2 separate regions of the Mus musculus genome follow, and region 2 is linked to region 1. Evidence: chromatin contacts called from ENCODE Hi-C or POLR2A ChIA-PET data. All regions are on one chromosome and are shown on one strand. The core of a region is the stretch at or near the end of the contact, and the rest is flanking DNA. Distances in the headings are between cores, read along the strand shown. Region 1 holds the start of Creb1 (cAMP responsive element binding protein 1). Region 2 holds the start of Fzd5 (frizzled class receptor 5).

Region 1 (3,484 bases), core at 685-3,184:
TGAAGCAAAAGGGAAGCCACTTGCAGGGCTTTAGGAAAGGCAGTGATCTAACTGAATCTGACTGGCAAATAGACTGGAGTGAGGCAGGGGCAGTTTTAGAGGATGTGGGTAGTGGCCACTGCAGGACTCCAGGCAAGAGACGAAGGCAGCTTAAAAGACTGGTGGAGAAGGCATGGGGACACAGCTCATACACCCAAGTTTTCAGGAAGCAGGCAATCCAGGGGAGCCTAATTGGTATCAGAAGTGGACTCGGTTCCCAATGTATCTGAATGATGTCCTGACCCTTTACTGAGCTAAGAACCGTGGGAGGAAGGGATATGAGAACTCGAGGTGAGTAAGACTACACACTGAGCATCTAGCCAAACGGACCCGGAGCAGAGGCTGCTGGGAAGAGGAATTCAGAGTCCCAGGGTGAGACCTAACTAAGACTGGAGTGTCTGAGAGAAGGCATTTGAAGCCAGTAGAAGAGGATGAGACCACCTAGGGCAAGAGATTACAGTAGGATTGTGGAGGATCCGGGCTCAGATGACTCCTGCACAGGAGTTAGATAAAGGAGAATCTAGTTGTTGAGGAGTAGGGTTAAAAGGAAAACTGGCAAGTGAAGAGGGGAGAGAGTGTTTGGAAGAGTCAAACAGCATCAAATGCTAGGATGGTCTTGAAAATGCAAGATGCAAAACTACATAGACAGGAAGACTGTGACAATTCAGAGCCACTGCAAATGGAGAGAGACAGTAAAAGACAGGTGGAACTCGGAAAGGAGCTTAAGGAGGAAGTTTCTATATTTTATTTATTGCCCACACATACTACTGTGATGTAAGTGCTGAGGTCAAAGGACAACTTATGGGAGCTGGTTCTCTCCTTCTACCACGTGGGTTCTCGAAATTGACCTTAGATTATCTGGCTTGGTGGCAAGGGCCTTTATTCATCTCACCAATGCCACAAGAGTCTTCTTAAAGAGAGGAAGAGACGTTAGCATGCTAAAAGTTCTGGTTAGAAACAAAAGAAAATTAAGCTACTCTTCAGTATAATGTCCTTGGGAAAGCGGGAACGGCTAGGACACACGGAATGAAGGCAAGCTCAGTGTTATAAAACGTCAACAAGGGCTGGCGTCCAGCAGGAACAAAACTATAGGAAGAGGGCTGAACGGCACAACAACAAAAGGTGAAGAACTGGCGGTTAGGGGCAACTCAGAGAGCAGTTGCGGTAGCTTTGAGGCTACGGAAGTCACACTGTCAAGTTCTGGGGTGCAAACGGTGGAAGCCACGCCGCAGCAGCGTGCCACCGCTGCAGAAAGGGCTGAGAAAAGTCAGCACAGGATGTCGCGGGCAGGTAGGGTGGGGATCTGTTTCAAGTGTTGAGAGCAGCATGGCTGATCATTTCTCCAGCCTCAGAGGGAGGACGGTACCCAGTACCTAGGGGCTCTGGCTGGCCGCAAAGCGGAGCTGAATCCCCACATGCCACCTGTGCCATAGCTTTCTTCCCAGCAAAGAACCAGCTCCGGCCCGGCAGACTCCCCTGGCCGGTAGCCGGCGTCTCCAACCTTCCAGCGCCGTCCGCGCGGCTCTGGGCCCTCGCGGCGCGTCAAAGTTCCCGGGCGGTCTGCTTCCGCCGCAGGATCAGACCGCGCGGGGGTTTCCAGCAAGTCCCCGCCACCCCGGGAATCCCCACACCACCCCAAATCTGGCTACACACAAACCCCGCTTCCTCCAAATCTCCTCAGCTGGCGTCCGAAGCCTCCACCCGCCACAGTGAGGCTCGGATCGTGCCTCCAGAGCGGGTCTCAAACCGCCTACACCAGCTTCCCCGGTCAACCCCTTCGCAGCGCCGGGAAGTAGCCGAAGGCCTTCGGCAGGTTCCGCCAGTAGCGCGGGGGCGGGGCCTGTCGAGCGGCTCCGGGTCGAGCTCGGCTGTTTCCGTGAGTGGCCGCTGCGCACTCGGCACTGGGCGGCGCTGGCTGGCTCCCTGGCTGCGGCTCCTCAGTCGGCGGCGGCTGCTGCTGCCTGTGGCCCGGGCGGCTGGGAGAAGCGGAGTGTTGGTGAGTGACGCGGCGGAGGTGTAGTTTGACGCGGTGTGTTACGTGGGGGAGAGAATAAAACTCCAGCGAGATCCGGGCCGCGAACGAAAGCAGTGACGGAGGAGCTTGTACCACCGGTAAGAGGAGCAGGAGGAGGAGGCAGGAGCCGGAGAGAGCCGGGGGGACAGAGGGGGGCCGGGGAGGCGCCGGACACCCGCGCTCGGGGCCTTCCCCTCGCAGGAGGGGCCGCGGTAAAGATGGAGCCTCCGCCCGAGCCCCACAACACCGCCGCCGCTCGCAGCGAACAAAGAATAATGGCGGCGGACTGGAGCCAGCGGCGGCCGGGCGGCAGCGACTCTGCCTGCAGCCAGCGGCGGCGCTCATGGCGGGGGGCGGCCGGGCCGGGGCGGGGTGCGAGCGAGCGGGCGGCCGGCCGCGGCAAGCTGGCGCCCGCGTTCCCGCCGCCGGGCCGGGCCGGGCCCGGCCGTGCCGGGCGCGGAGCCGGAGCCGGCGCGGAGCGGAGCCGCCCCGGGGGAGGCCGCCCGCCGCCGCCCCCCGTTCCTCGCCGCCGCCGCCCGCCTGCTCGCACGCTCGCTCGCCCCGGCTGTGCCGGGCTGGCCGCCCGGGCCGCCGCCTGGGTGCCCGTGGGGGGTGGAGGAGGAGGAAGAAGAAGGAGACAGTTGAGGGCAGAGGAGGTGAAGGTGCTGCCGCCTTCGCGGCGGTGCCCGCTCGGCGAGCCGCAACGTCCGACCTGCTTTCCTCTACAGCGCTCTTTGTGCAATAAAGTTCGAAACCCAAGGTTTTCTCTGGTGCTGTATTTTATTCTTGCCCCTCTCCCCGGCTCCCACGCGGTCGGAGAAAATGCTGTTTTCTGCCCTAGGCTGTTTTAAGGGTTTGGGGTTTTTTGTTTTTGTTTTGTTTGGTTTGTTTTTGTTTTTTGTTTTTTTTTTACTATTTCCCTCACCCCTCGGCTTTGAAGATGAAGAACGAATCAGTAGTCCTGGGAATGCATTCTTTTGGGAAGGAAAGAGGTGCTAAGAAAACATACATGTAATAACTTTTTGCAGAAACTGTTGGGATCTTGTAAAAGGGAAGCTGGTGCTTGAAAACAGTTTCGGTTTTAACCCTTTCCACTAAGATAATGATCACTTGAGGTCAATCATTCTGAAACCCTTAGAAATTATCGAAGGGGAAATTAGTATTAGCGAAGGTACTTTTCGTTTTCTGTCATTTGAAGGGAGGCAGTCTTGCCAAGGTTTTTTGAGTCATCCGTATCTCCCCTTAGCCTCTGCCATGCTCCTCACACGCTTCTGTCTGAACTTTAATGGAGGATTGATATAATTCTCACTCTAAAAATAGTTATTGAAACTATCCATTATTTGTATATTGCCGTAGGTAATCCCAGCCTGAGGTTGATGGCAGTTTAAGCCAGCAGGGGTTGTGGTGTTCCTTTTTTTCCTTCACCTAGAA
Region 2 (3,484 bases), core at 351-2,850, 200 kb after region 1:
TATAATCCATACACAGAACCTCGGCGTCGCCGCCCAGCACAGGGAGGCGGTCGCAGCTCATGCGCTCGGGCCAGGCGAAGCCGTACTGGCGCATGAGCGGCGAGCAGCCGGCCTTGGCGCGCTCGCACACGGAACGGCACGGTGGTAGCGGCTTGTGGTAGTCAGGCAAACAGATGGGCGTGTACATAGAGCACAGGAAGAAGCGCAGGTCCGGTGAGCAGTGGATCTCCACAAGCGGCCAGAATTGGTGCACCTCCAGGCCTGCTTCGTCCTGCGTGTCATGGTTGAACTGGTTGGGCATGTGCGTCAGGTTGTAGCCGATGCCTCGGCACATGGGCACCGTGATTTCCTGGCACACCGGGGCCTTGGAGGCGGCCGCTGCCCGGCCCACCAGCTGCGCCAGCAACAGCAGCAGAAGAGAGGGAGGCGCAGACGGGTCGGGTCGAGCCATCGTCTCCTTCTTCCCTTTGCCTCCCGCTGCCTGAGAGGGTCTGCGTTGGCCGACGAATCTGCGGCCGGGGCTTCCCTCTCCGGAGTCTTGAGTGTGACGCCCGGGCTGGCAACCTGTTGGTTTCTTTTTCTCTTAAAGAAATCCGTCCAAAGATAAACTGTTTCTGGAAGGCGCTGCCTCCGCCGGCAGCACTCAGTTCCACACCAGATAGGGCTGGAGGGATGATTAGGGCTCCGACTCCAAGGACAGAACTCTTAAAAGAGAAGGTAGGGGAAAAGAAAAATCGCAACCACTCCTCTTAGAGGAGCGCCAACCACTTGGTCTCCGCAAACCAGCTCCAATCTCAAGATTAACTCCTTTCCTCCCCTCCTCCTAGAACCAAACTTCAGACGCCCCCACCCCCTCCACCCCACTGCCCGCGCCCGCCTCTCTTTTCTGGCCCGGCCCTGCAGGCTGTGCCTGGGGCCAGAGAGCTCAGTCCCCGAGATGGGGGCAGAGGAACCGGGTGAACTGGGAAGACGCGGGCTCTCACCTCGGAGGATCCTGCTGGGCGGCAGATGTCTGCGACCAGCCGGGCTCCTCAGTCGCGCGACTCCGAATCGGGCCAGAGCTGGGAAAGTTTAACGACAAGCTAGGTACCTGTGGCGGCGACACATGGCAGCAGGTGGAGGGCGTTTCAGAGAGCAGGGCGCCCCTCGACCATGGGCGGCGCGGGCCGGTCACTCGCCTTCTCTTCCTTCGGGGCCCCCTGCATGATTCGGGCAGAGCAAGGCAGGGGCAGGCCGTGCCTTCCACCGGCGTCCCGGGGCCGGGACGAAGGGCAAGGGCGCCGGGCAGCACTTGAACTGCGCGGAGGGGTGCGGCAGCCGGAGGGGACCCCGCCACCTCACAGCACAGCGAGCAGCCAGCGCTGGTCGGGCGGGGACTGCATAGTCCGCACCCGCCGCCGCGTCCCGCCAGCCGCTCGCCGCCTCCCCTGCAGGGGGCTCCGCGCTCCAGCAGACTCCGGGGGGCGGTGGCGGCGCTCTCGGGACGCGCCCCGCTCGGCTCCTCCCCCGCGCTCTCGCACTCTTTCGCCCACCTCCAGGGAGCTCCGAGCTGTGCGCGACGGCAGAGGACAAGTCGCGGCCGCAGGCTGACTGCCCTCTCCCGCCCCGCCCGGGTCACCTGCCTCTAATGCCCGCCGGGAGGCCCCGCCCCGGGACCGCCCCTCCCGCCCCCTCCCGCCCTGCCCCGAGCTGGGCCGTCCCACGAATCGCTCTCCGGGTCCCCGCCCACCGCCCCGCTGTCCTGGCCTCTCCGCGAGCGCCCCGCGGCCCCGCCCGGAGCGGGCAGCGGAAGAGCGTCGGCCAATAGTGGACCGGGAAGTTACGAGGGCGGGGTCAATGCTAATGAGTCCTCCCAGAGAACCCGGGCGGGAAACCTGGCCCCAAGTCCTTCTGGAGTTCTCTGCGGTGGTTCACCAGGATGGTGCTCACTTTCCTGAGGGCTCTGTTCTCTGAACGCCGGCTTCCAGGGCCTCCACCAGGCCACCTCTCTCCAGCTGAGTGTCCTTATCGAGGTCTGGCGCTTGTTTAAAGGGATGAGAGGTCAATTCGGTTGTGCCACCTGTCCTCTTTCTAAGCTGCCTTGTGCTAGGTGACAGACGTGCTAGTACTTAATGAGCAACCTCGTGTTAGTTAATCGTTTACACCTTGATACGCGATCTGGATACCGTAGGATTCTGAGGCCAGAACACCTCAGAACTTGACCTACACAGCTGAGCTAACAAGACAGCAGAGACGTTGACAAACTTGTGCCCCTCCCTGTGCGAGCTCCTGGCACACAATAGGCGCTCTGACCTGGAATCCCAAACCAGAAGCTGGGCAGCAGAGTTCACAATCTTTACCACTCACCCCTCCCTTAGAAATATCGATATTTCCCAGGCTTTGCCCTTTTATATATAACAAAATCTTGTCCTTGTGACAAGAGAATGAATTTCTTTCCAGTTTTGGAAGTCTCTAGAGACGTTAGTCCTTAGCAGTTGCGGTTTATAATCCCTGGCAGATCCGAATTTGCCCACAGAGAAAAACTCTTGAACTGGAGCAGTGTACAGCTCAGGGTGCTTGGTCCCCCAGGGTTGGCTGCTGTGCACTCTGGCGAGGTTGAGACCGGATAACCGGGGCGTACTGGGGCAGTGGGAACCGTGAAAAGACCTGCTGCGCACAGTCAACGCAGGGACACGCAGTGGCGCTCTCCTGATGGGTTAGTATACTCCAAGTTTTAAATGTCCCACAAATGCCTCTCTTCTACGAGTTCTAATTAGGCTGGGAGACCGAGGTGTTTAGCATGCTTGAAATTCGTTCACACGCTTATGAAGAGGCTTTAAATTGTAGACTGCTCCTTCACTCCTCCTTCCGCTGGGGGAGGGGAGTGGGAGGGATTTGAAGTAGGGGAGGGCATAGGAGTACTTGAAGGACTCTGAACTGGCCTCACTGACTGAGATCTGTTGGGTTGTTATTGTCTTCTGTGCCGTCTGTACGGGCTGAAAAGCCATCTTCAGTTTATCAGCAAGGCGTTGTGGAGGCTAATGAAACTCCGTGTTTAATCTCAGACATCACAGCTAAATGTTTATAATGTATATTGCTTCATTCCCTAGAATTCTACCTCTTTTATTATTCTATCTCCCTAGAATTTAATCTCTTTAGTTCTTAGTAACTGCTTGGCCCTCGGGGTCTAGAAACATCCCGGGCTAAGAATTATTGGAGGGGTGAAAAACTATAGCACACCAGTCAGATAAGGAAGGACCCGTAGTGGAAAGTATGTCCAGCCTGCCGACATGCCAAGGGAGGCTGCTACACTTTATGTGCTGTGTATGTTGCTGCGATGGACAAGTGTTGGCTAATAATAAAAATTATTTGGAAGTTGGAGAATGTAAACTACTCACACTGGAATTCACCCAGGAACCTTGGGTTGTTCCACTTGGTTCTGCCTAGACCATTACTGTCTTACTGCTCTGTCAACCTTCCTTAACAACAAAAATCTGACTTTTGC

Evidence for each region. A loop is a pair of places that touch in the nucleus more often than their neighbours do. ChIA-PET counts read pairs that join two places held with the same protein, here RNA polymerase II (POLR2A).
Region 2: a loop to region 1 is called in a map of mature B cell, with 2.3 times the contacts of the local background. The contact joins the promoter of Fzd5 here to the promoter of Creb1 in region 1. A Hi-C loop is called at or near these places in 1 of 37 maps with a recorded cell type or tissue (mature B cell). POLR2A ChIA-PET finds 5 or more read pairs at or near these places in 2 of 5 experiments (Patski and embryonic stem cell).

What each region holds. Positions count from the first base shown.
Region 1 is chr1:64,530,870-64,534,353 of GRCm38, forward strand. Creb1 (cAMP responsive element binding protein 1) reads left to right here and starts at 1,935. Exons shown (of 9, transcript NM_009952.2): 1 at 1,935-2,151.
Region 2 is chr1:64,736,150-64,739,633 of GRCm38, forward strand. It overlaps Fzd5 (frizzled class receptor 5), which reads right to left and starts at 1,601. Exons shown (of 2, transcript NM_022721.3): 1 at 984-1,601; 2 at 1-704. The coding sequence starts at 451.